6 separate regions of the Homo sapiens genome follow, and all the other regions are linked to region 4. The links are chromatin contacts, found by Hi-C or POLR2A ChIA-PET in ENCODE. All regions are on one chromosome and are shown on one strand. The core of a region is the stretch at or near the end of the contact, and the rest is flanking DNA. Distances in the headings are between cores, read along the strand shown. Region 1 has its middle 97 kb from the start of DDIT4L-AS1. Region 2 holds the start of DNAJB14 (DnaJ heat shock protein family (Hsp40) member B14). Region 3 holds the start of DDIT4L (DNA damage inducible transcript 4 like). Region 4 has its middle 72 kb from the start of PPP3CA-DT. Region 5 holds the start of CISD2 (CDGSH iron sulfur domain 2). Region 6 holds the start of SLC9B2 (solute carrier family 9 member B2).

Region 1 (2,892 bases), core at 379-2,878, 1.3 Mb before region 4:
AAAAGCATGCTCAAAGGACTCATGAATGACAAGCTAGTCCTTGAAAACCTGTGCTGTCTGCCATTTTCCTTTTCTGTTCTGGCTGCCTGGGGTGATGTTTCCTGTCGCAGCTAATGCCGCAAGTGATAGCTCTACCTCCAGTGACCACTAAGGCAGGACAGTCAGCAAGAAAGCCAGAGATATTGTTATAGAAGAATTTTAGACAAATTCGTTTAACAGACTTTATTTGATCAAAGAACAACTCGTGAATTGAGCAATACTCAGAACCGGAAGAGGTTTTAAGAGCTCCACCCAGCAGTGTAAGCAGTAAGCTTTTATAGGATGAACACAGAAGAAAAATAGAAAAAAAATCATCTGATTGGCTTCGGCTAGGCATTTGCCTTTTTGGGCCACGGCGTGTTGAGGCATCTGCCTTATTTGAGCATGATCTGATCAGTTGGCTCCCTGTGATTGGCTTGATGGTCAGCTGTTTGTGATTGGTTGAAACTTGGCTACTCGCAAGAAGAAAATATACTCCTAAGTTAGGTTTTGGCTTGTTTATGTACTAGATTAGGTTGTGGTTTGTTATGTAGGACCTCAAAATATGAGACAGTCCCAGGCCAATGGTCTCCTGCTTATTTAATTTAACAACACAAGATTGCAAATTTCTGAAGGTGGGTCCTTAATAGCTATGCCTAGTGTGCTGTCTCTAGGCTACGCTGAAGCTTCTGGTACCTCATCTGTTAGTGGATGTTAAGTGTGGTGTTGCACTCTCTTCTTTAATTGCCGAAAGAGGAGTTAGCTTTGGGCCTCATCATTGCGAGGAAAGAACTGAGGCTTGGAGGGCTGAATTGAAGATTAATCTGAATGACTAACACTATGTTGTTTCCAAAATCACCCCCTGTTCCACTTTGAAACAAACTTGTGTTTTCTCAGTTTCTCCCCGAAAGGAAAAGTTTCTCACCAGGAGTGTCGTGGTGCTTTGTGTATATAAATCCTTGCTGGGTCCATATCTATTCTCCACACATGCCTGGAGTCGAGGCTGAATCATTTATTATTTATTCCCCAGCATGATATAGCTTTATTGCTTATGTTCACTGGGGTTTGGGAAATAAAGACTCAGGAAGCAGAAACACACCAGCTACAAGAGTCTGACATTTGTTTATGAGCAGGACAGCCTTGACTTATTATTCTACTTCTTCTCTTGCGTCTCCGGGAACAGATCTAAGAAGTGGGACCTTGTATGCAGTCACTGAGACAGCTGTTCCCATGAAAATCAGGGCTCATGGAGGACATGCAAATGCTTCTCTGTCAGTCTTCAGCCTGCTTGCTCTGCCTTCTGCTTTCCTGGTGAGGATTAAAAGAGGATTTCAGAGCTCTCCTTCAATTTGATGCCATCATTTTGATGTCTATGCCACCCGTAACTCCAATTTCTAAACTTGAGAGCTGTACAGGCCTGTTACAAAGTGGTTACCTTTTAACCACTAACTTCCGAGAAAAAACTTGGATCACTGAGGAGAGAACGAAGACAAATACAATTGAAGCCCCAGGTAGTTTTCCTGAGGCCTCATGATTTCTTTTGGCAGAGAAACCTATGATAGCTGGTGGCCACTAGGGGTCCCCAGAAGGCTTTTTTAATGAACAAGAGGCACCCGCGCTCCTCACCCCTCCCTTTCCTTCCCACAAATGCCAGGGGTAAAAACAACTTTAAGCTCTGACGTCAGCCAGCCAGGGGAGCCACCCTGTTGTGCCCATAGGTATAGCTAAGCTTCTGAGAACTGGGGCCTGGTGCTTTCCCTGGCAGCCCAATTTTCAGCTTAAATCATTGCCTTAATGTTATTTTAATGTGCTTGGGGTCCCTGGGGGACAGAGTGGGTGGCAGGGGAACAGCATTTAATTTCCTTTGGAGTTTGGAATGTGCCTGACACTTCTTAAGTACTTGAGTGAATATGAGAGTCTGTAATCCTTGCAAGAGCAAGCAACTTTGGGGGCCTTCTTATTTGGCAAGCTTCAAGACAAAGTTAAATTTTTGCTAGGAGAGAGGGAAAAAAGGAAATAAACATGTATTAAAAGTCTGATATATGCCATGGGCTTTACATTTATTATATTATTAAATCTCAAAAATAACCTCATCCAGTTGGAATTATTGTTCTAAATGCTAATATTAGGAAGGAGACATTCAGATTAAACAATTTGCCTACTGTTTACAGCTGATAAATGACCCAGGTAAGACCACAGCACTGGTCAATTAGGATCCGCAATCCAGGCTATGCTCTCAGTATCCTTCAGCCTTCTGGTTTTACTGTGAGGGCTCTCACAAAGGAATCTACTCATTGTTTTACCTGAAGCTTTTAAAGTACATAACCAAATCCAAACCTATAAAGGTGAAATAGCACTTTTCTAGATAATAAAATTAAAGCCTGAATGTAATCAAGCAAATGCTTATTAGGGATATTTTGTCCACCAGGTGCTATGTCTAATGCAGGTTCTGTTGAGGGCCTCATGTGCTTAATTCAGAGTAAAAACAAACAAACAAACAAAAAACACTAATGTTAGGGCAAATGTATTATTTTGACCAGAATGACATAGATTGGCTGTGTCCACATCAACTAAATAAAGTGAGCAATTATCTGATGAATTGCTGCTGAAGAGAAACACTTGATTCTTTACCACATTACCAAAAGGGTAGATTGACAAATAAAGAAGAATGTATCAGGCTTGAAGGTTGGCCAAAAATTGCCAGTCAATACTCTGGAAGTTTAGCAACAGGGAAATATCATAAGGGTTTATTTGAATCAGCCCTGTCACAGTGCCCAACCCAGTGCCTGGTGTAGTGTAGGCTCTCCGTGAAGGCAGAATCAACGTTGAATGATGTTTTTAAAAATGTTTATAGGCCCACTGTGAACATCCCAG
Region 2 (3,197 bases), core at 464-2,963, 1.5 Mb before region 4:
TTCACGTTACAACATAAATGAAACTTGGGAACATTATGCTAAGTGAAGTAAGACAGTCACAAAAAGATACTGCATGAATCTACCTATCTGAGGTAACTAAAGTAGTTAAATTCACAGAAACACAAAGTAGAATGGTAGTTGCCAGGGTCTTAGGAGACGGGGCGGTAGGGAGCTGTCTGATTAGTACACAGTTGTGTTGTAAGATGAAAAAGTTCTGAAGAGTCCTTGCACAACAATGTCAATATACTTCACTAATGGACTGCACACTTAAAAATAGTTAAGACCGTAAATTTGGCAGGTTTTTAAACCACAACTTAAAAAATTATTAACTCTTTTCTTTCATTTTATTTTCCTGTCCTCATGGGTATAGTGTTAGAAGGCAATGTAATGGAAAGGATAGAGAGAAAAGCAAAGAGCACAGGGCTTCAACGACGTAGAGAAAAAAATTTAAGAGACAACAAAACAAGTGGCCCCATATTTTCATTAATAATTTTCTACAATTAATTGAATCTATCGATAACTTTCTTCTTAACCTGGAAATACTAATGGCAAGGCAACAGTGTAGCGGTTAAAGGCCTTTTCGAGTCTGAAAGTTCAGCTACTATTCTGACTTTGCTACTAATTGTTGTGTGACCTTGGGTAAGATACTTTCATTCATTCGCTAATTCATTCATTAATTATCAGAAAGTCTGTTTCCACGTGGGTAAACCTGGTCAAATGAATCCTGCACCTCTACACAGAATTGTTCTGAGGAATAAATGAAATAATCCATGCAAAATGTTGGGCACAACTATTGGCACTTTGTGCTCAATAAATGTTGGCTATTATTACTCCGAAGCCTATCGAGTAGGAAAATAAATAAGCTGACTTCAACTAAAGGAAACCCAGTACCATATTCCTCAGAGATTTGGTTCGTCGATAATCATGGTGTTATCAAATCAGATACTCTTCAGCAATCATTACTGACTCTTGACCATTCTTGCCGAAAGTGTGCTCTTCTCTTTTAAAGGAACTCTCTCCCAGGGAAAAGCAATGTCATCTCAGGTATTCGATGTTTGCTTTGGGAACAGTTTTCTACAGATCTCAGAAACATGGAATCTGAGATTAGCCACTAGAGTACACCATTCCTCTCACTTCGATAGGGGCCTAGGCCTTATGTAGGACTGAGAATGGGGAGGGAGGGGGCCACATAAACAACACAGATACAAATAAAGCCTCACTGTGGTAAGACGGGACCAGACAAGTCTCCTCCAGGGAGAATGAAACCCGGACATTTAGGACAGCGGAACGCGGAGCCGGCGGGCAGGCGGGTGCAGAGGAACCTCGCGCAGCATTCCCCGAGCCCCAGCCCGGAGCCGGGGCTGGGGCCAGGGCGGGGGTGTGTCGGGATGCTCCCCACCGGGCCTGGGGCTGGGGCTGGCTCAGACAGGCCGGGGGCCCCGCAGGCCTCCAGGAGGGGCCGAGGTGGGGGCAGGGGCGGGCTACGCGGTGGTCTGGGGATTGGGCAGGAAGAGAAGGGACGCTGAGGTCTCACCGCGGGCCGAGGGCAGTGGGTAGAGCTTCTCGGCCTTCTGCAGGAAGCGCTGGGCCTTCTCGCGGTTGCCGGCGTTCAGGGCCTCCCGGGCGATCTCGACACATTTCTCAGCCTCATCCCTGTTCCCCTCCATAGCTTGCTCCTTCTTCCGTTTCCTCCGGCAGCGCAGCTAAGAAGGGCGGAAGCCGCCGCCGCGGAGGAGGCGAGGCGGGACCGGCTGGGGGCGTGCGGCGGCAGCGGGGAGGAGCGCAGGGGACCGCGGCAGCGGCTGCGACGGCCCGGGCGGACGGGCGGGCCTCGCAGCTCCGCCTCCTCACGGCGGCCTCCCCGCCCCCCGCGGGCCCCTAGGGCGCGATCCGCATCCGTCCCGGCCCAGGACCAACCTCCTGGGCCGGGGCGTCCGAGCTGACTCGGTGGTCCGCGCACGGCGCCAGCAGGCTCGAAGCGGACCTGCCCGGGAGGCGGACGATAGCAGCCGGGCTGCCCATCGCGGGGAGGGGTTCCGCCCGGGACCCGATTGCCGGCATTGGTAGCGCCGTGCCCTGTGACCTCCAGGCGAGGCCCTCGCAGCTCAGGCCAGGAGGACAGGGTCCGGGAAGGGGACACTCGTTTTCAGTAAAATTGCCAGGACTTGGAGGTTCCGCCTCTGGGCCCCTCAAGCGAGGGAGGATGCGGTCAGGTGAGGACCAAGGTGTCAGTCCAGTCTCAGCACTTCCGGGACACGTTAGAGCGTCGTTTGAACCTAATCTTAGGGCTTGTATGGCAGCCTTATTTCAGCTACATTTTTTCTGACCCGGATGTCTGGCTATCCAAAGTACAAAGCAGTTTAATTTGTAGCTTGCAACGAGTGGTGCAGATCGACCTTAATCCTGTGTAGCCAAAACAAGGCAGGAATCAGCCCCTCAGGGGCTGCCCTAACGAAAGCAAACTTTTGATTTCACCTTTTCCGTCCCATTTGGATAACATTACCACTTGGAAGTACCGTGTCTTGTTAGTCTTCGCGGTGGGGGTGGGGGGAATGTTTGCTATGTGCAAATTTTTTAAAAAAAAACATGACAAACTGTCAAAATGACCTGCTCAACCCAACCACAAGGTAACAATTTTTACATAATGCTGTGAGCCAAGCTGTTAATTCTGCTAACTACCATAACTCGGTACTTTCAAATAAGAAACCCTGCTTCTCTTCGATAAAATGGAGATAGTATATCCCCAATGATGTTACTGAGTACTTAACAACTTCAGACTTCAAAGCAGGGCCTGGCACGTAGCACTATTATCTTTAAAGTTTAAATTCGGAGTTCATTCTGTGGATATACAGGACATTCCTACCTATTCTCTCCCTCCCCAAGTCCACCATGCTAACAGCATACTAGTGCAGTGCTGTCACACAGCAAGCGAAGCCAATGTACAAACTGAAATGGTCACACTTAGCCTAAGAAACTGACAATCCCACTCCAGCTCCTGCCAACTTTTTAAATTAAAACTTTAGTAGCTCATATAACATTAAAAAAATATACTTGGGCTATCTCACTTTGTTGATCTACAGATTTGACAGTTCAGTCACAAAGAAATGTGCTTAGTTATTGCTGCTAGATGAGATACTCAAAACAAGTTCCTATTACAACCAAGCAAATTTAATACACAACTAGTTTGGGATATGACC
Region 3 (3,008 bases), core at 432-2,931, 1.2 Mb before region 4:
TTAGCCTCTTTAATTAAAAATTGTGCAGAGAAGACCTTTGAGGTTCATGAGGATATTTGTAACCGGCTGGGTGGTTTTTCTTAGCCAAGCAAAACAAAATAGTCCTAGGGAAATAAAATTAGCTGGGCTCAAAGGAAAAGAGATAGCTCTGCATTTGGTCACCTACACCTCAAATTAATCCTACCCCTTGGCAGGATGCCACACCACACGGAGTCAAATGAACAAGGTGCAGGCAGATGCCCTCCCAGCTCCTCTCTCTAAGCCTACTCCACCTTCATCAGCCACTGGCTTTTCCTCTCCACTTCGTGTAAGTTTGGAGTTCTGGCCTGTAAATTAGGTCATCAACCACTTCACCTTGAAAGGAGAAAAACACGAAGAGCTTAAGCAGTTTATCTATGCTCTTACAGCTCTTTAGTGTCAGAGCAGTGTGTTCACCTAGAAACTGCTGTTAAAATTCCAAATGACAGCAAGTCAAGCACCGCTGCTGTTCAACAGTTTCCTTCTCACATTAAAAATGGAATAATGGATATATCCACGACTGAAAATCCTACTCAGTAATAAACAATAAACACGAACACACTGATTTAAGCAACGGACATAAAAGAATCTCAAAAACATTAGGCTGCGGGAAAGAAACCAGACACAAAAGAATACCTACTGTATGGTTCCACTTACCTAAAGGCAAAACTAACTTGGAATGATAAAAATCAGATCAGTAGTTCCCTGGAGTCAGGGGAGAGTGAGGAATACCTGGCAAATAGGTGCGTCGGAATTCAGGGGGAGGGGCGATATTGATTACAGGGTAAATACATTTGCTAAAACACACATAACTGTGTTCTTCACAATCATGTAAGATAAGGAACTTAATCCCAAGGGGCCTACTGGCACCAGACTAGAAAGATGCAGCCCTCGGGTATTCTACTTTTGCTACTTTTGTTTCTATCATGGAGAGAAGATGTTAGAAAATTTGGAAAGGAGTCTCCTCAGATGGATTTTGTGGCACCTCCTACATAGAGGTAGGGGAGGAAGTCGAAAGCCCGCCCACCCAATAGATCCAGAGGCACCGACCTTGGGAGGGGAGAAGGGTGGACAGCGGGGACACTCACCACTTAGCAGGCTCTCTGGGTGATAGCCACAGTCCAGCAATTCTGAAATGCTGGCCGGGTTCTTGCTGCTCAAACTGCCAGTTGCAACCATGGTCAACGGCTCTGTTTCCTTCGCGAGGCGCAACGGCCTTTCCTGAGCGCTGGAAAAAATGAGGCGAGAAGAGACGGATTTGCAAAAGCAGGCGAGTCGTGCAGAGGCTCCTAAAATGCCCGGCGTCCCGGGAGCGAACTAGCGGAGGAACTCCTTTGCCAAAGGGGTGGAACCGGCCTCTGCAACTCAATTTGACAAAGCCCTGGGAGCGGAGCCGCAACCTGAAACTAACTCAACAGTTCGCAAAACTTGGAAGCGACCTGCCCCGCGGAGCGCCCCCCGGCCCCGCTGCCCCCACCAAGGCCGCAGCTTCGCTCACCTGCCAGGAGTTCGCGGGGGCCTGCGCGCTCGCTGCCGGGTAAACACAGGCAGGTGGCTTCTTAGGAGTCCCCTCTCCTGGGGACTCGGTGACCTGCAGACCCCAGCAGCCAGCGGCACCCTGCTCACCCCTCCCGGGCCACCCTGCGCCGGCTCCTCGCAGTAGCATAGCCTCCGGGGCAGCGAGAACTTTATAGGTCCAGTCCCCACCCTGCTCAGGCCCGCCCACCTGCACCGCCCCTCCCCGGCCAGCGCCCCGCCCCTCCCCTCCAGAGTCTGGTCCCCTTTCAACCTCTACACTTCCAGGGAGCCCGAGCCTAGCCACAGGGAGTTGAGGATAAGCCTGTGGTAGAGCGGACACCTGTTGCTTCCAGGGTAGATCTCGGGCCACTGGGACCGCAATTCCGGGTGCACGACTCGTCAAAGCCTGAACCTGATTGTTCAGTGCGACCCCTCCCCGAGCGTCCGCGCTTTCACACTCAGGCTGCTCCCGGCAGCGGGAAGCTTTAAGCGATCTGTGCATTTCCTTGTCCTGGGGCTTTGCTGTGTCATCCTGAACACTTGGCTTAAATCTGTTGCAACGTCCACTGAGCATCATTTATGCACTTATTTCTGGCCTCTAACCCAGTCAACTCTACTCTGCCTCCCAGGGTTTCTGTATCCTCCTCTGCTGCAAGCGGTCAGATCTAGTTTTCCTTTCCCGCATCGAAGGCTCGCCAGCATTTTAAGAAGGGCCTTAATGACCCCACGCACTCCGTGGCTCCCTGGCATTCTTCGTGCACTTACATCTGTGGCTAATGCGTTTTCTTCGCAGGAAGGGTGAGCCTGGCACTCTTCTAATTAGACCTTGCCCCAGAGCGCGGGGAGCTTGAATTGAGCGGGAGTTTGCCAAGAAACACACAATACCATTAGTAGGATCTTAGGTACTCCTCTATCCGTGCATCGAGAGCAACTGTCATTTCCGGAGGCAGAAGTTTCTGGCGAGCCCTGTTGGGAGGATCTTTGGTTTGGGATATTTTGAAGAGGTTTCAGAGACTGAAGATAAAGAGTTTTATATTCTGCTGGGGATCAGCAGATAATCCCTGTGAGGGCTCCGTGCGGTCCTGCACAGGAACACACAGAGAGGCAGAGGAGCCCTGGAAAGAGGCAACATGCCCGCATAGCCCATGAGCAAGAAGCCAAACCTGATTTTTTTCTTCCAAAGTTATTAAGCCACGGTTTTCTCGCTTTGGTGTGCCAGTAGGAGATGATCTGTTCAGAGAGTCAGCTTGGGGTGCGTTAGGGGATGCCTGGAGGGAGAAGGTTGTTCCTACAGTAGAGATCCCAGTGTTGGCTCCCAGGCCCTCTAGGATTATGTGTAGAAGGATTTGCAGGTTAGAACCTTGAAAGGCAGTTTCAGCTGTCCTGGCATAAAACTCTTAGAAAAACAACAACAGAAGGGGTATAGAGGGTGTGATAAACAGATCAGTGGGAGGACATTCGGACGCAGAGCA
Region 4 (3,287 bases), core at 241-2,740:
TTCACATATATATGATGTTTGCAAAGCTCAAAGCCCCAAGTTTCCTATAGCCCTAAATGTTTATTAACCTTTCGTAATCAGATTGATTTATTGCAAAGAGAGGCCCCTTCAATTGTAGACAATGTTTTATCATTCAAGAAAACAGTAAGATGTGGTACTTGGGTTGACCTAGCCACAGGCAGGATGTGGCTGCCAGAAAAGCGCTATAAGTCTTTGAGCAAAGAGCCACATCCTCCTCCCACTATTTCTTTTTTTAGCTAATGGCAACTCCTAAGATTCTGACTTTAACCAAAGTTCACATCTTTGTATTGCTCTCCTACTCCCTTTTTAAGTCAGCAACTCATAATAAGCTTAGTATATAACACAGGTTATACAATTTAAGAAAATACTAGGCATTAGGGATTTCAAATAACTGAGCTCATTTAGCCAAAATGGTAAAACAGGGGGACTCGTGAAAAAGATCATAATCAAATAACGGGTATTAATGCTATATTAAAAATTGTCTGTCTTTGTTATCTCAAAAAGCCACCAGAATTCCTTCTCTGGTCTAACTTGCAACTATCCAGACACACAGAAAGTTCAATCTATTCTACTAGTACTTGGACAATGCAGTGAATCTGACATTGTTTACAATGGTCTTAAAAGCCCTTAGGTGTTGGTAACATTTTATGTCATAGAAAATATTGTAGCATGTACCTCTTTACTTGTGTACATCACTGAAACAACTTCCCTTTGCTTCCTGCTCATGGTTATATAGATTGTATGAAGATTAGAGGGCATCCCCAACTGCTGGAAACTGACAGCTGCCCTCCATTAGGGTATTTAGTGCCTAAAAGTGACATCATTCAGCTTCTATGCTATGATAGCTATGATATACTTCACCTTCTGGAGATCATATTGGAGAAATTCTGTTGGCGGAAATATAATTCCACACCCTAAGTAAGGGCAGAATTTGCTGTGATTTGGAATAATAGTGATATATTAAAGAACAGTGATATGTTAAAAGAAGTATCCAAAAATCACATATTAAAGAAAATTAAAGAGCATAATTTTATGTAGTGATCTTGAAAATTAAATTCACTTATTCAACCTACTCAACAGCAACAAAATCTTAGATTTCCTGGTAACTGTTATTCAAAATGTATGGATGTATAAGTAGGAGCATGAGCTGATTTTGGAAACCTAGATGCTGCCATCTGAATGTTATGGCCATGTCCCCTGGTTATATTACCCAGGTCATTTTTATGGCTTCCTACAAACGCGCTTTGTATTTGACTACATTTGGAAATACTCAGAAGGTTTTCAAATGAAGCCTATATGAAAGTATAGAAACTGACTGAGTCATGGAAATCCTGAAGATAAAGTGATCTTACAGAAACTAGAACAAAGTTAAGTAAAACAAGGGTCTCGATAAAAAGCCCAGTCAAAAATGAGTAACTTAAAACACCTGTGTTTTGTCAACAGTGGCTTGGCAGCTAGAATAGGAAGGACAGAGGAAGTTAAACCCACGCTGGTTTCCAGAAGTCAGCTACAAAAAATGAACCTCTAGGACCAGATGGTTTTATGGCTTTGGTAAACAATAGATTTGCATAATGCTTCCTCAATAATTCTGTCAGGAAGAGTGCTGAGCTAAAAAACAACGTGCAATTGTGCCTTTTTTGAAAGACCAGCTCTCTAAATGGCCAACTGGTAATTAGGAGAATCTAATGCTGAGAAGGACAGAGTATATAAAGGACTATTATCTTGAATAAGTAATTGTAAATGCCAGTATATTTGGTAGTATTAGGTCTCCACTGGTGGCCACATTATACACTGATTATCAAAGGGGAATGAAGGCGTCTCTGATTTTGGGCACCACCTCCCTAAAGTTTCTTTGTTTGTTCTGCTTTGTAGCTTCCTTTGACTTTTGTTTCTAAGGCTTGCGGGGGGCTGCCATTTGGTTTCTCTTCAAGAATTAACAAACCACTTACTCTTGAATTCTCTTCTAGTTAACACAGGCATCACTACTTCCAATTGATCTCAGGATGTGGGATCCTCATACACATTTTGAACAAAATCCTCTGTTTCAGCAAGTGAGTGAGAAACCTCTTCTAATTCATTTAACCAACTAATTTAATTGGCAACAATTATTTGTACATGTGTTTTCTCCACATGCCAATTTAGATTTCTACTTTTTAACACCTGAGTCAGAAATGGGCCAGTGGAATAATATACAGATGCTCCTTGACTTACAATGGAATTAACCTCCCAATAAACCCATTGTATGTTGAAAATATCTTTAAGTTGAAGGTGCATTTAATACATCTAACCGAAAAATATCACAGCTCGCCTACCTCATAGCTCAGCCTACCTTAAACATGCTCTAAACACTTATATTAGCCTGCAGTTGGGCAAAATCATCTGGCAACACAGTACGCTGAAGAGTATCAGTTGTTTACCCTCCTAATCCTGTGACTGACAGGGAACTGTGGCTCTCTATTGCTGTCCAGTATTGTGAGAGTATCTTAGGATATATTGCTAGTCCAGGAAAAGATCAAAATTCAAAATTTGAAGTAAGGTTTCTAGTGAATGCATATAGCTTTTTCACCATCCTAAAGTTGAAAAGCTGTTAATTTGAACTATTGTTAAGTCAGGGACTGTCTGTATCACTAAAATCTACTTTTTCTATCCCCAAAACAAAGCAACAATCTTCTATTCATTTTTAAGTTGAATGCTAAAATATTAAAGGGAAGGGCTTACAAATTCAAAAGTCTGTAGTACTTAAGTAGGTAACAGCTAAATGCAGATGTTGAAGTGAGTAAAAACTAGCATTAGGAAATGCTGGGGACCATGGTAAAGTGGAAAATCTGGTCTAAAAATGAGTCAGCAGCTCTTCCACTCCAAACAATTGGTGCCATGTATTAAAACAGCCCAAGAAATGCCTGATCTCTTGGATTTCCAAGAAAAGTAAAATTAAATAATTCTATAAAATCTAAGTTTAATTAAAATATTGATGATTTTTTCAAAATTGGCAATTAAGTTTAAATTTAAAAAATATTGCAAAAGATAAACAAAATACTTCCATGAGCAGTATTCATCTTACAGAGTACCAGATTGTGAACTCTACTATGGTTTTATGGCAGTGCTGCCCTACAGAAATACAACGTGAGACATATAGAATTTAAAATTTTTCAGTATTTACATTAAAACGTGAAAAGAGACAGATGAAATTGATTTTATAATACTGTAAATATTAAATATTTGATCGAATGCAGCTATCCAAAATATTATTTCAACTTATGATCAAT
Region 5 (3,172 bases), core at 88-2,587, 1.4 Mb after region 4:
TGGGTGTGGCAGCACACGCCTGTAAACCCAGCTACTTGGAAGGCTGAGGCAGAAGGATCCCTTAAGCCGGAGTTAGAGTCTGCGGTGAGCTATGATCTGACCACTGCACTACAGCCTGGGCGATAGAGCGAAACCTTGTAACAACAACAACAACAACAAAATTAAAACCTTCAAGATCAAGCTTGCCCAACAGGATGGCTTTGAATGCCACTCAATGCAAATCTGTAAACTTTCTTAAAACTTTATGAAAAAAAATTTTTTTTTAGCTCATTAGCTACCATTAGTGTTAGTGTATTTATGTGTGGCCCAAGACAATTCTTCTTCCAGTGTGGCCTAGGGAAGCCATAAGGACCCCCTGCGCTAGACTTCAGCAGAAGCCTTGTAACATAAAGAAAACCATACATAAGGCTTTAGATTCTTTTTTTTTTTTTTTTTTGTGACGGAGTCTTGCTCTGTCTCCCAGGCTAGAGTGCAGTGGCACATTCTCGGCTCACTGCAACCTCCGCCTCCCTGGTTCAAGCGATTCTCCTGCCTCAGTCTCCCGAGTAGCTGGGACAGGCACCTGCCACCGCGCCCGGCTAATTTTTCTATTTTTAGTAGAGACGGGGTTTCACCATCTTGACCTGGCTGGCCTCGAACTCCTGACCTCGTGATCCACCCGCCTCGGCCTCCCTAAGTGCTGGGATTACAGACGTGAGCCACCGCGCCCGGCCAGCTTTGGATTCTTTTACCACTTTCCCGAAGGAAAAGGAACTGAAAATATCTAAGGAAGGACTACTACGAATCTTCTCTGAGTGGCAAAAACCAGAGGTTTTTGGAGCTAGGGCTGCAGTTAAGTTGCCAAGGGGCAGAGATGTAAACAGTTCCTGGTTTAGTTAAAATATTTTAATTTTTATTTTTTTAAGCCTGGCCTTTGGGTGAAGGAGTAAAATTAGGCACTGGGGTCTGGGTAGGGGGAGGATACTCATGGGCGAGTATGCAACCCTAGGGCCACAGCACCCAAACTGTAGGGGAAGAGGCGGGGCGAGAGGGGACGAAGTAGAGACAGCAAGAGACTCACTTTTGAAAGGCACTTTCGGTTAGAAAGCATTCTCACATGCTTATCTCATCGCACACAGTATCCTTTCTGCTGGTCTCCAGCATCTACAGACGTTAAAGGCCCAAGAGGAGGGCCACCTTCACACGAGATTCCGAGGAGGGCCTCGCTACCCGCCAGTTCCCGCGCCTCGGCAGTCCGCCGCGAGCGTACGTCACTCGCCCGCCGCCAATCGGCGCCCGGCAGGTCACCTCTCCTCCCAGGGCCCGCCGCCCCGCCCGCCGCCCAGGCCGAGGCCGCCAGTGCCCGCCGGCCGCTTCCGCTCCCGGCGCAGGCGCGGCAGCTTGGCCAGAGCGGAGGGGGCTCGGGAGAGGAGTGGACGCCGCTGGCCAGGATGGTGCTGGAGAGCGTGGCCCGTATCGTGAAGGTGCAGCTCCCTGCATATCTGAAGCGGCTCCCAGTCCCTGAAAGCATTACCGGGTTCGCTAGGCTCACAGGTAATCCTCCCCCATCAGCCAGTCCCCATCCTTGCACGTTCGCCAAGCGGGGGAAGGAGGCGTAAAAATCCTAGGGCCAAGGGGCGGGACGGAGCTCGGCGCCTGGCACGTGATCCCCGCGCGCAGAGGAAGGTGGGCGCGCGCCGACGCAGCTGCCTGGGGAACGCCTGTGAGGCAGTCTCCGGGTGCTTGATGCCCCAGGGTCTTTTGTCCTCGGAGTTGTCTCCGGTGTCATTCCGTGGCAAGATACCAGGTTTTTGCAGAGAAGGTGCTGAGTTGGGAACAGGCCAGTCTCTTTCATCTCCTGTCCTGCTCATCGCTCTCTGTAGCGTACTTGTTTATTTTAAAGCGGGCTAAGTCGTCGTTATCTAAGGCCTCATGTAACAGGCAGCCCCAGCTACCGGCTGGGTTGTACCCTCAGCATGTGGGTGGGAGTGTGTGGGAGAGAAATATAGACTTACACGTAACACGTATATGACCGTTTTATTTAGTAACGAAATTAGGAGATAACCTCCATTCCCTCAGGTTAGAATTGACCTATCATAGGTGGCATTTGAGGTCATCTCCGTTTCTACGGTCCCGGGGCCCGCTGCGGTAACTTAAGTTGGAAGAAAGATACCTTACCCAAGAAAGTATTCGAAGGCCGGTATGAGGAGTGAAATCTTAGAAAATGAAATTTAGTGAATATATGTAACGTTCTATACTTAAGGACCCTCACTTAACCCACACAACTCATGAGGATTTCACATCTAAAGGATGAAAATCTCCAGAATGCAGTCAACACTTGGGAGATTGTGTTGAGTTATGAGCATTTCATTGTAAGGGGGATATTTCTAAACGGAACTCAGACCGAGTAGGATGGTGAAGGAATCAGCAAGTATTGAACTCCTATGTCCTAGGTTATCAGGGAGTGCAAACATGAATTAAGATAATTCTGAGGTAAATAGGGTTGCTTCGCCGGGAACGTTCTAAAGATCTGTAGTACCTGACCTAAAATACAGCAATCGCACAGCTGTCTGGTAGAAGAAAAATAAGATTTGTGTAGACTAAAATATAGAACTGATAACAAATTAACCAAATTAGTGAAGGTTATTGGGAGGTGAATTTCAGTCTAAGGAAGATTTTTTTTTAAATTAAAGAATGCTTTCCCCAAACAAATGTGGTGCTTCAGTGATAGCCCCTCTCAAAGATGAAAAAAACAAACAAAAAGACTCTGGTGGTGGGTGGTCGATAGATTTAGAAGGGATAAACTAGATGACAAATTCTCTTCCAAATCTAGAGATTCATTGAATTATGGTCAGACAGACGCTCTGTTGAGTGGATTGTGAGATTTTAATATTTTTTAAATATTAAGAGTTTTAGTAGAAAACATGCAATTGAATAGAAAGCATGGTAACAATAATAAACATTAAAAAGGAACATTAAACATCAGAAGCAATGCAAAAGTAAAATAAAATGAAAAACGTTTCACATCAAGTGTTTATAAACATCAGATCTTTTGATCCTACCAGTTTACTCTGACAGAATTGCAGCAATTCCATAAAATTTTGGCTTTCCCCACTTCTTTTACTTAAGTACTTTACATATTTTAATATAATCCTCATTTTTTCCCTAACAACTAAATACTTATTTTAGTTTT
Region 6 (2,928 bases), core at 116-2,615, 1.7 Mb after region 4:
CACCTCGGCCTCACAAAGCCTTAACAAGTTTCTCTGGTGTGATAGGCACAAGAGTAACAAAGATGACTAAGATGCAGTCTGCCCTTTAAGGGATGGTCAGAGACTGATATGTGTTTACCAAAATCGTTTACTCTTCTGCCTGGGTCCATAGTACATTTCCAGTCTCCCTTGCAGGTCAGTGTGGCATGTGACTGAAGTCTGGTCAATGGCATGTGGACATAAATAGTATGTGATTTCCAGTCCTCACCCATAAGAAACAATCCTCATGCAATCCTCTAGTAGCTTTTCTTTTTCTGTCCGTTGCCTGGAAACTAAGGACTCCAAGGTCTTAGGGGATAGCAAAGCCATAATATAAAAGGAGTTTGGGTTCCTGAATAATTGAGTAGAAGGCCAACAGCTGAACACGTGAATGGACTTGACATGAACGAGAAATAAGCCTGAACTATGTTTAGTTACTGAGATGTTTTACTTTATCTCTTACAGCAGCTACTGCTGTCTTAAGGTTATATTCTTCAGTCAATAGCATACGATGATTCTTAGCACCTCGAGGATGCTAACCCAGTCCACAAAGGCAACACCCCCTCTGGTTAATCTGAGAACTAAAATAAAAGCAAGCAAGAAAACCCACGCCAACACCTTACAACAGTAAACAGACACGCGCCCGTCACCGGGTGTACAAACAGAAAAGGCTGGGCCCCTCGCTCGCGTCTCCGGTCCAGCAGGCCTACAGGGTACCCGCCGCTGGCGCTGGGTTTATTTTTACCCTTAGTGTCTCTGGGGCCTCTCACCTGGCAGTCTCCGGCGAAGTCGACCAGGCTCCGTCTGAACGATTAGGAAAGGGGCTGTGGGGGAGGCGGCGGAGCCCGGTCTAGCCACCGCGCTCTGGGGTTCCCGATTCGCGCATCTTCCCAGGCTGAGCCGGGAGGCTGCGTTGACTGCAGATAAACGGTCTCAGGGCGCGGCACCGCGTGTAGTCGGCCCCGCCTTTCGCACGAACCCGCTGGGCGACACCGCGCAGGGAGGTCCGACCCGTCGGCGCCGGTACAGGCTCCGGAGTAAGCATGGGTTGGTCCGGGGCCCGCAGCGGCAGCCCCGTGTGCCCTCCGCCGGGTTTCAGGTCCGGCGGCGCGGGTGCAGAGCCGCGTGCGATGCCTGGTGCGCGTGGCTTCCCCCGGAAAGGTGGCGCCAGGCCGACCATGGGCCCACGTCCCGGGGCCTCGGAGCGGCACCGCGCGGTCTTTCAGCTGCTTATCCTCCCTGGGCGGGTCCGCAGGCTTCTGGGGCCAGGACCAGCGAGCTCCCGGGAAAGCTTCCCGGAAAGCTTACCCAGAGAGCGCGGACCCAGGCGCCGAGTCTTCCCGGAGATGACGAGACACCGCGAGAGGAGCACAGCGCAGGCTCCTCGGGACTCCGCGGCGCAGGCCGGGCAGCCCGTTACTTGTTTTATCGTTCCCGAAACCAACCTCTAAGTTGTCTATCAGTCCTCCACCTTTTAGCTGTACCTCTTAGAAGTGTCTTCTCAGCTGCGGTGGGAAGATAGGATTCTTTCTTAAGGTGACCAATTAAATGGCCGGATAAAAGACTTGTTCTGCCCCCCTTTATCGCTTAACACCTGCCCTTCTTGTTGTATTTTAGATTTTTAACCCTTCTATCAGCAGTGTGATTCTATTTCATTTAATTCTCATTTCATGTTTGTGTCTTCCTTTTCTCTGTATTTCCTCTTGTGTGTGTTAAGACGCGCGCACCCCTTACCTGTTTTTCACTCCTGTAAGCAAGTGCCAATCTTAATCACCGCTTTTCAAGCAAGGGAGATTATCCTCAAATTTCTCCACCAGTCAGAAACCATTCATTCTTGTCTCTCAGGTCCTCTTTTGTGATGAACCTATTGGATAGGTTCCATCCAATACCCTTCTTCAGATCATCTGAAATGATTATTTTCCTAAACGGAACTCTTCCTCTCCTAAAGCTTGTAAAAATTTCTAGTGACATTCAGCTTCCTCTTACCACAGGAATGACATATATTTTTCCTTTTAGTCATATGTACTTCATTAATATATCACCTGATTTGATTAACATGACTTTGGAGAACATTGAATTTTTTGGCTAGATTTTACTTCGTTTTTATTGCTGATAGTGTTTATAAAAATGTTTTATAGTTTATGGTCGGCTGTGAGAAAGACTAACTCAGATCATTTGTTAATGTTGGAGCCCATTTTGTAGAATTCGTTGTGCATTTATTTAAAATTTATTTGTTCATAGCTATACATATATTATACATGTATACCTGCTCACAGCATAAAGTATTTCATGACATACTTGTAAGAGTCAGTGTTCTATGAATTCACTAGAGAAGTTACAGCATTTTGATTATGATACACGAAAAGAAACCCAAGTCATTTAGCTTAACTCCTTAATTTCATAAACCAGAAAACTAAAATCCAAGATAGATTGGGTGACTTGGTCTAGATCACAAACCAAAGTTAGCCATAATTCGGTAGTGTAGTGCCCGGTCCAAAACCTCATAGATAATCTTATAATCAATGGACTCTTTCTGAATGCTAGTCAAAATGTCCTTTTGTGTGAATTTTAATGTACCGTCATCAACTGCATGATATTCTTCCCCATACACAAAGTGTTATCTTTTTGTTGTCCATTTCAGAATTTTCCATGTTAATATTAAAGTTCTAGGAAAAAAGGCTAAGAATCACTGCACATTTATTGAGTATCTCAGTGTGCATCATACCATTTGGTCATTTGAGGTTGCAACAAGTAAAAAACAAACATAAAACCCTTAAATTAAAATAAAAACAAAAAACTTTGCCCTGACAATGTTACAGAATTAACATCCATAAATTTACTTTTCTTGAAAAATTTATTTTCTTTAATTTCGTTTGTTTCCTGTTACATAATTTATATTTAAATTTACAT

The links. Hi-C counts contacts between places; a loop is a spot of excess contacts on that map. ChIA-PET counts read pairs that join two places held with the same protein, here RNA polymerase II (POLR2A). Pooled maps may share reads with other maps.
Region 1: a map of naive thymus-derived CD4-positive, alpha-beta T cell shows a loop between it and region 4 (5-fold over the local background). The contact joins two enhancer-like sites. A Hi-C loop is called at or near these places in 1 of 168 maps with a recorded cell type or tissue (naive thymus-derived CD4-positive, alpha-beta T cell), 2 of 37 single-sample maps with no recorded cell type and 10 of 50 pooled maps.
Region 2: a loop to region 4 is called in a map of naive thymus-derived CD4-positive, alpha-beta T cell, with 8 times the contacts of the local background. The contact joins the promoter of DNAJB14 here to the enhancer-like site in region 4. A Hi-C loop is called at or near these places in 1 of 168 maps with a recorded cell type or tissue (naive thymus-derived CD4-positive, alpha-beta T cell), 2 of 37 single-sample maps with no recorded cell type and 7 of 50 pooled maps.
Region 3: a loop to region 4 is called in a pooled map, with 2.4 times the contacts of the local background. The contact joins the promoter of DDIT4L here to the enhancer-like site in region 4. A Hi-C loop is called at or near these places in 3 of 37 single-sample maps with no recorded cell type and 2 of 50 pooled maps.
Region 5: a loop to region 4 is called in a pooled map, with 8 times the contacts of the local background. The contact joins the promoter of CISD2 here to the enhancer-like site in region 4. A Hi-C loop is called at or near these places in 5 of 50 pooled maps. POLR2A ChIA-PET finds 5 or more read pairs at or near these places in 2 of 52 experiments (activated CD4-positive, alpha-beta T cell and activated naive CD4-positive, alpha-beta T cell).
Region 6: a loop to region 4 is called in a map with no recorded cell type, with 10 times the contacts of the local background. The contact joins the promoter of SLC9B2 here to the enhancer-like site in region 4. A Hi-C loop is called at or near these places in 2 of 37 single-sample maps with no recorded cell type and 3 of 50 pooled maps.

Annotation. Positions count from the first base shown.
Region 1 is chr4:100,091,988-100,094,879 of GRCh38, forward strand. No RefSeq gene overlaps it. Among named protein-coding and RNA genes, the nearest start is that of DDIT4L-AS1, 97 kb to the right of the region's middle. Within about 2 kb of position 1,629, at least 7 of the 41 ENCODE cell types and tissues checked have a DNase peak (open chromatin) inside an H3K27ac peak, as active enhancers do.
Region 2 is chr4:99,944,905-99,948,101 of GRCh38, forward strand. It overlaps DNAJB14 (DnaJ heat shock protein family (Hsp40) member B14), which reads right to left and starts at 1,714. Exons shown (of 8, transcript NM_001031723.4): 1 at 1,535-1,714. The coding sequence starts at 1,667. H2AZ1 (H2A.Z variant histone 1) reads right to left here. Exons shown (of 5, transcript NM_002106.4): 5 at 3,184-3,197. RefSeq lists an enhancer at 1,098-1,147 and a silencer at 1,318-1,977.
Region 3 is chr4:100,188,787-100,191,794 of GRCh38, forward strand. It overlaps DDIT4L (DNA damage inducible transcript 4 like), which reads right to left and starts at 1,682. Exons shown (of 3, transcript NM_145244.4): 1 at 1,517-1,682; 2 at 1,107-1,246. The coding sequence starts at 1,197. DDIT4L-AS1 (DDIT4L antisense RNA 1) reads left to right here and starts at 1,247. Exons shown (of 5, transcript NR_125924.1): 1 at 1,247-1,288.
Region 4 is chr4:101,418,026-101,421,312 of GRCh38, forward strand. No RefSeq gene overlaps it. Among named protein-coding and RNA genes, the nearest start is that of PPP3CA-DT, 72 kb to the left of the region's middle. Within about 2 kb of position 1,491, at least 3 of the 41 ENCODE cell types and tissues checked have a DNase peak (open chromatin) inside an H3K27ac peak, as active enhancers do.
Region 5 is chr4:102,867,655-102,870,826 of GRCh38, forward strand. It overlaps CISD2 (CDGSH iron sulfur domain 2), which reads left to right and starts at 1,338. Exons shown (of 3, transcript NM_001008388.5): 1 at 1,338-1,533. The coding sequence starts at 1,431. It also overlaps a transcript of UBE2D3 not described here. RefSeq lists an enhancer at 789-928 and silencers at 1,159-1,448, 1,479-1,598.
Region 6 is chr4:103,075,396-103,078,323 of GRCh38, forward strand. SLC9B2 (solute carrier family 9 member B2) reads right to left here and starts at 1,366. Exons shown (of 12, transcript NM_178833.7): 1 at 789-1,366. It overlaps BDH2 (3-hydroxybutyrate dehydrogenase 2), which reads right to left. Exons shown (of 10, transcript NM_020139.4): 10 at 2,197-2,928. RefSeq lists a silencer at 1,026-1,135 and an enhancer at 1,246-1,365.